Linked DNA regions of Homo sapiens: region 2 is linked to region 1. Evidence: read pairs that join two places in POLR2A ChIA-PET (ENCODE). Cell type or tissue: PC-9. All regions are shown on one strand.

Evidence for each region. Peaks named below come from ENCODE experiments on the same cell type or tissue, not always from the same donor. Only the 100,000 strongest peaks of a DNase experiment are listed, where the experiment ranks them.
Region 2: POLR2A ChIA-PET joins it to region 1 with 5 read pairs; 11 of 35 experiments call an interaction of 5 or more read pairs at or near these places.

Annotation. Positions count from the first base shown.
Region 1 is chr1:8,696,808-8,700,807 of GRCh38, reverse strand. The region is part of intron 1 of RERE (arginine-glutamic acid dipeptide repeats); the gene reads left to right. Among named protein-coding and RNA genes, the nearest start is that of RERE, 120 kb to the left of the region's middle. In PC-9, no CTCF peak of the experiment used is centred here; a DNase peak (open chromatin) is centred at 1,577; H3K4me3 peaks cover 364 bases; H3K27ac peaks cover 959 bases.
Region 2 is chr1:8,642,376-8,646,375 of GRCh38, reverse strand. The region is part of intron 2 of RERE (arginine-glutamic acid dipeptide repeats); the gene reads left to right. Among named protein-coding and RNA genes, the nearest start is that of SNORD128, 150 kb to the right of the region's middle. RefSeq lists a silencer at 2,598-2,727. In PC-9, no CTCF peak of the experiment used is centred here; a DNase peak (open chromatin) is centred at 2,315; H3K27ac peaks cover 422 bases.

The DNA.
Region 1 (4,000 bases):
CCATCCATTTTATAATGACATAGGAAGCCAATATTTTGTGTAAAAATCAACAATGAAAAATGGGTTCTTTGTTAACTAGTCTAGGATTAGTTTGTAAAACTCAAGCAGAAATAAATGTTGGCATCATTGGAGATAAGGTGGCTAGAATGTTTCCCCCTTGTCTCTTACCTCTCGTTACATTGTACAAAAGGACTTGAGCAACCCATTGACCAACAGCAGTTTGGCCATGGGCTGGGTGGCACATAGAAGCTTTTAGACGTGTCTGCTCAGGGGCATGTGTGGCCAACTTGATATTTTATAGTGTTATTGTTTCAAGTTATTAGAAAGTATTTATGAGTAGATTTGAGTCTTTTCAGGCTTTTCAGGCTGTAACATAGATTGTAATGTGACTGACATGGGTTCTCAGTGGTCTGGTCTCTTTACTGTCTGCTTTCCTGTTGAGTAGATACTACTGTCCAGAGCTGTTATTATCTACTGCATTTATTTTTATTTTTATTTTTTTTGAGTTGGAGTCTCACTCTGTCACCCAGGCTGGAGTGCAATGGCATGGTCTCGGCTCACTGCAGCCTCCGTCTCCCGGGTTCAAGTGATTCTCCAGCCTCAGCCTCCTGAGTAGCTGGGACTACAAGCGTGTGCCACCACGCCTGGCTAATTTTTGTATTTTTAGTAGAGATGGGGTTTCACTATGTTGGCGAGGTTGGTCTCGAACTCCTGACCTTGTGATCCACTCGCCTCGGCCTCCCAAAGTGCTGGTATTACAGGCATGAGCCACTGCGCCTGGGCTATCCATTGCATTTTTAAAAAGGAGCAAAAGTCGTAGAAACAAACTTGATTGAAATCTGTTTATGACTAAAGCTGATATTATAAATGTGGTACCTTTGTGTCAGAGGCCCAGTTTGCTGATAGAAGATGGGGGCTGAGGGTTGTTGGGGCGGAGTGGGATCTCGTGGGGGTGGCTGGGTAGAAAGAGAGCTTGTCTTAGACTAAGATACTTTTTAATTCATTGGAGAAATTGGTCCATCTTCAGACAACCTGGAATGAAGCAGTAGAGTGCAGTATTTTCTAGAAAACGTGATAATTTCATTGTAACTTATATAGAAAATGTTTTCTCTAATTAAAAGAAGTTAAAACATTCAGATTGGCAACAGACTGCTGAATCCAAGGAATAATGGAGGGAAGTAGGTATCCTACATCCAATTCAAACAGGTTATATCACAAGTTCATTTGTAAGTCTTTTTCCAGGTTGTTATCCAATTCCACATATTAATGATGATTGGGGTCTTAGACTTTCCCTCTAAAATCTAATTAATCCATGAAATAGTTGACATACTTAAATATTTGTAATAAAACAGAATAATGTTGATGCTTAGTCAATAGGAAAATTAGCATAATTTTACTCAATTTTTAATGTTATCATTGAACTCTGGTGTAATTCATTAATTTATTCAGTACAGCGTAGTGGTAAATAGTTAGGCTGTCTGAGTTTGAGTTCTATTCTTAGTTTACCACTTACTCACTGTGATACCTGGGGTAAGTTATTTAACCTCTGTGACTGTTTTCTCATACCAGAAAATAATGAGTCTACCTAGAGGGTTTACGAAATGCTTTAGGACCATGCTTAGCATGGGAAAACAGTGAATAGTTAACATAGTGAGCACTAATTATGTACTAGGTACTGTTTTAGTTGCTGAAGATACAAAAAAGATGAAGTCTCTGTTCTCATAGCATTTATTTTCCAGTGGAGGAGGACAAAACAAATAAAAATGAGCATGATGATTCGTGAAACTTACAAACATAATTTCTGAGCAGGTTAGTGAGCCATGATTGCACCACTGCACTCCAGCCAGAGTGACAGGGCAAGACCCTGTCTCATTGAAAAACAAAAAAGAAGAAAACATTTAATTTTAGAGTATTAATCAGAAGCTTCTTGTTAAGATAATAAGAATATAATGGGTAAGTATGGGAGATCATTATAAAAGTAAAGTGTTGGGGCCAGGTGCAGTGGCTCACGTCTGTAATCCTAGCATTTTGAGAGGCCCTATTGGGAAGATCTCGATCTCTGGAGTCCAGAAGTTCAAGACTAGCCTTGGCAACATAGCGAGACCCTGTCTCTATCTATTAAAAAAAATAAAAATAGAAAAAGTAAAGTATTTATGCTGTTAATGATTTGAAATAATCACTTGTTCTAAAGCTGAACAATTAGATTTGTTTCTCATATCTTGTTTTCCACAAGATGAATGAGCTTTTGTAGTTGTAGTTTTAAGAAAGGGTCCATTTATATGTGACTGGTGGGCTTCAAAGGAACAAAAGAGTGTAAATATACTGTGCATTTGAAAAATCGCTTAAGTCAAAAGCCTCCAGATGGTGTGTGCTGCTGTGTTCACAGCTGTATTTACCAGTAGCTCACCACATTATCTACCAATAATTTTAAAATAGCTGGGTAGAAACAGTGGTATATTCAGCAGTAGTGACTTGTGTGCCTTTTAATAAAATGACAGTGAAAGTACCTCCTTTTGCATGTTCTTCAGGATTTCTTAGTTGGGGCAGTTTATGTTTTGCACAAACAACCTGAGTTTACATACAGAAGCAGATAACCAAGTTATTTTTATGTGGTGGTCTCTCAGGAATGAGGCTGGGGAAATTCTGCCGATCTGTATCACTCAAAGATGTTTTTGTTTTACTCACCAGCTTTATAATTTTAAACATTTAAAAAATGTTAAATATAGGCTACTCTGCCTAAGGAATAGCCGTTCTTTATTCCTTTGCTTTCTTAATAAACTTGCTTTCACTTAAAATGTTAAATATATGTAATTGATAACTTATACATAAATAATATTATAAGGTGAGTCTTGTGTGATGACATTCTTTGGCATTACCAACAAAAAAAGACAGGCCTTTCAATACCCAGATCTACTCCCTAATATGAACTTTTTTTTTCTATTCCAAAGATTTAATACAAGTTCTTTTGGAAGGACTCAAAATTTTAAGTCTTATTATTTTTGGCCACAGACACTACTGTTCATTTGCTTAGTAAAGTGAATGGCTTGCATAAGTTACATGTAAAACATAGAAAAAGAGTTTAGAACATTATCCAGGAACTTTAGAAAGTTGTGTGTGGTAGGTTGGGTGTGGTGGCTCGCGCCTGTAATCCCAGCACTTTGGGAGGCCGAGGCGGCGGATCACGAGGTCAGGAGATCGAGACCGTCCTGGCTAACATGGTGAAAAACATTTTGTAAAAATACAAAAAATTAGCCGGGTGTGTTGGCGGGTGCCTGTAGTCCCAGCTACTCGGTAGGCGGAGGCAGGAGAATGACGTGAACCTGGGAGGCGGAGCTTGCAGTGAGCTGAGATCACGCCACTGCACTCCAGCCTGGGGGACAGAGTGAGACTCCGTCTCAAAAAAAAAAAAAAGTTGTGTGGGGGGGGTGTGGTTGGGGGAAGAAAGATACATGTGTATTTATTTATTAATTGATTAAATTATACAGAAAAACCTATATCTAGATTGAACATTTGAACAATTTTTTCTTTTTGTTTTTGCTGTTTATTTCTTACTGTTACCTTCTTTTTTGAGTGGTAGGAAAATGACGCAGACAAGTTTTCATCTTATGTGTATGTTTTTTGGCTATTTACCTAGGCAGCTTCCTTAGCCTGTGCTCTTTCCACAGATCATAATTCTTAACATAGGTTAGAGTAAATGTTCAGTAATGAAATATTCACCTTTCTCAATATGTTAGATGTTCATGGAAAGGACTCTTAACAGTATTTACTCTTAAGTGTGTTGGGTGCAGGAGCAATTTGAGTTTGGATCTTATTATTTTTTTCACTAGTACCTCCATTACATTTTATTTACTTTTTTTTTTTGATAATTTCAACTGTTTTTATTTTATTTTTTATTTTTGAGATGGAGTCTTGCTCTGTTGCCGAGGCTGGAGTGCAGTGGCGCAATCTCAGCTCTCTATAATCTCTGCCTCCTGGGTTCAAGCTATACTCCTGCCTCAGC
Region 2 (4,000 bases), 54 kb after region 1:
TTTTTTTTTAGAGAAGGGATCTTGTTTTGTTGTCTAGGCTGGTCTTGAACTCCTGGACTCAAGCCAGGAGTCTTGCCTCAGCATCTCAAAGTGTTGAGATTACGGGCATGAGCCACTGTGCCTGGCCTTACCTGTTCTTTAATAAGGTCACATTCTGAGCTATTGGGAGTAAAGACTTCAACATACGAATTTTGGGAAGGACAAACTCATCCTGTAACAGGCAGGAAGAGCTTTGTTGTTAGGTAGACTCAGGTTCAGGTGTTTCACATTTGAGAGCTTTGTTGTTAGGTAGACTCAGGTTCAGGTGTTTCACATTTGAGTGACATCTCCTCAGTTCTCTTAGTTGTATGTCTTTGGAACAGTTGGGAAAATGTAGTTCTTATTTTCAGTCACATTATAGTGAACTTTTAGTTATGGATTACATTAGTTAACTTTTAATTTCTTCTGTTTCTTTTGAAATTTTATTTCATCTTTTAGTTGATTGCCTTTTCATGTATATTAGGAAGTTATTCAAATTCCACGTATGTGAAAGACAATTCTTTAGCACATAAAAACTTATTACTTCGTGAGGATAGAGGAAAGAGAAAATACTAAAGTTATTCTAATTAGAGAAATGGGAAGTGATATTTGAGACAAATTAATCATATCTTTTTTGATTTTATAGGGAAAGGATCATTAAGTATCATGAAACCTGTACTGTAGTTGTTCTCTGCACCAAGCATTGGCCACAGATTGGCATCCCATGGGAGTTGGTTAGAAATGCAGAATCTCAGATTCCGCCCCCAATCTGCTGAATCAAAATCCATGTTTTATATAATAAGATGTCCAGGTGATTTAAACACACGTTTAGATTTGAGAGTCACTAATCACTCATTAGTGCTTCCCAGTCTTTTTCAAGCTAACGCAGATATAAAATGAGTCCATTGCATGAGGTGAGAGGATTAGTACCCAGCATGCTTGTCACTTACCTGTGGCAGACTACAAATTAGGCAGATCAAAAATTAGAGAAAAAATATGTGATTTCATGGCTTGAGATTTTGACGTTAAAATATGATGCATGCAGTTCAAGAAGAACAGAGGTGGCTGCAGAATTACATTCTGGCCAAATTATTGGGAATAATTTGCATCTTCTAAAGTGCCTGATTGCAAAGGGCACTGTGAACTTGGCTGTAAATAGTAAGGGAGCTACAACATGGGTGACAACCAGTTTTAAAGCACCTTCTATCTACTGGATTTGCTTTGAGTGTGTAATTTCTAGTCCTTAGAAAATTCCTATACAACCTAGACATTGTTTCCCTGCTGTACAGATGAGGAAACAAAGACATGGAGGCCAAAGTCACACAGCTGGTTTGTAAAATGGTATGGGCCTGTGAGAACTGGTTAAAGCCAAGAATGAACGGACATTTGCATAAAACCCTGAAGAGAATACAAAAAACAAATAACCTGTGTGGAAGAAAAAAGAAGAGATAGACTGATTTCTTCGAAAATGCAAGTGATATAATTACTTTGCTCTTTTTCTCTTTTCTCCTTTTACTCCTAAAATTATTTATAGCTCTCCTGTTGCCAAAAATTGTATGTCTAGTCAGGCACAGTGGTGAGCATCTGTAGTCCCAGCTCCTCAGGAGACTGAGTTGGCAGGATCACTTGAGCCCAGAAGTTTGAGGCTAGCCTGGGCAACATAGTCCATAAGGAAACTATGGGAAGTAAGCTGAGAAGGTGAGTAGTAAATTGTTCAAGAATACATAGGCTAATGGTGATTACTGGATTTTGAACCCTAAGTAACTGAAAGAGAAATACACATTTTTCTATGATCTAATAAAAAGCAAGCATGTTGTATGCATGAAAAGTTTTTTGATGCAAGGTGGTGTACATTGATCACATAACACAAAGGGCAATGTGTTGTTAGAGTGGCTCACATAATTACAGGCTTCCCCCATAATGGTTGGGAAGCTGGAAAAAAGCCTCCAAAACCTACTTGGAACGAGAGCGTTCAGGTACTTGGTTGGCGGGAACTACTGACCGTTCCAACCACATGCTATAACTGGAATAGGGCCCTTCAGGATCTTCCTGTCCTTGCTGTCACTCAGCTCAAGATTCACAGTTCCAAAAGAGTAAATATAGTATGTCTACCTTGAATTGCATGCACATGTCTTGTATAAAAAAAGACAGAAACCTGGATTGATTGCTTTCCCAAGCCTGCACATGATGGGGCTAAAGTTATTCCCCACAATGAGCTTGGGAAGCAGTTTGGTAGGGGAAATAGATGTGGGCTGGCCATGAGACCTTGTTATTGCATATGGATATTTAGCAATAGTTTGTTTTGCTTTGTGTGTGATAGGTAAGTAAATAGAACAGTGAGGTCAATAGAATGTGCACTTTATGCTGGTTCATGTGCAACTTTTGCTAGGCAAGAGGAGTGTGACCAGATGGAATAGAATTATAATATATACTTTAATGGTATAATGTGGGATTGTATTTTAGCAGGAAAGGAAAAAAATAGGTGAGAATTTAAACTTTCACTCTGGCTGTTGCATCAGCAGGAGCTTTCTCATTTCTATTGAAAATGAAATGAAAAATGAACACCTGTCCCCTGGGGTTCCCTCCCCAGAGAGGCACACGCTAACATTATGCTCTGTGGCAGGTTGCCCTGTCTGCTGTGCTCACCTTCACAAAAACCCCCAGATTACTGCATTGTTTTGGTGCCTTCAAGCCAGCATCTGTTGTTTTCATGTATTCTCAGTATCACCTTTGGCAGCGTGCAGCCACTCTTGGGTAACTGCCTGGGTTTCTTATTTCTTAAGTATTGATTTTTAACAAAATAGCCATCTGATTTCAGAGTTGCATAGGGTTTGAGTAGTCTGCTTTTTACCCTGTATTTTACGTAAGTCCTTTCATTTTTAGTGAACATTTTTGCTGAATATGTGGTCTTCCCAGTAACATATATTGTGTTATAGCAGAAATATCTACATAAGAAGCAGTGAACCACAGTGTGTTCAAAAACTGTGTTCCAGAGGAAACAGAAATGTTCTTTAGGTGGCTGTTTAAAAATTGGGCTCAATAATGAGCAAAAACATGTTGAAAGGTCAATCTTTGAAGGTATTTTTATGAGCAATTAATGATCAGATTCAGGAATGCAGCCTGGTGATGACCTACTCATGGATTCCACTCTTCTACCTCTTAACTTTCCACCTTCCTGGGGCCAATTGATCCAGAAATTGTTTGAGCCCACTAGGATTTTCAATTCTTGGATCCCCCCACCTTTCACAGTCACTCACACCCATGGCATCTTCCATTTCCATTTCTGTTGTGTGTCTTTTTCCATGCTGGTTGGTTCCAGCAGGACAGGGATCTTTTTCCCCGATGTATCCCAGGTACTTGGAAAAGTGTCTAGCACATTCTAGGCACTTACTCATTCCCTAGATACCTATTAGCGCAGGCAGAGTTAGCTGCTAGATGTGAGTGCTTAGCCCTAGGTGCCTCTCTTGGGTAGCATTGTCTCAGCTGTTCTTCCTTTAGCAGTTGAGTAGGAGACATGTGCACAGAGCAGTTGATGGGAGGACTTTTTGGGAAGAGTCCTTAAGATTGATATTTATATGCAGAAATGACTGTCCAGAAGGTTTACCTAGGTTTAAAAAAATTGATATTCAATTTGTTAAAGTTGCAAATTGAAGGACACTGTTACACTTTTTAAAAAATTCAGCTTATAAATCTCATTTATAAATTAAACATTTTAATCACTTTTAAGGGATTTTGAATTACAAATTAGTCTTGTTTATAAACTCGTTAATATCTTCAACATTTAAGCTTGCCTTTACTAATTTAATATTTGGTTTCTATTTTTAAAAAGTCTATTAACACAAACCTCAAGTACTTAACTCTTCTTATAAGTTAATTAGACTTACAAGTGAAACAGCCCTAAAAAATTCTCTTAGATGTTTCAGTGTTGTGCATAAACTTCCTTAGGTTTCATCTTGACCACAAATCTGAATCAGTTACACAG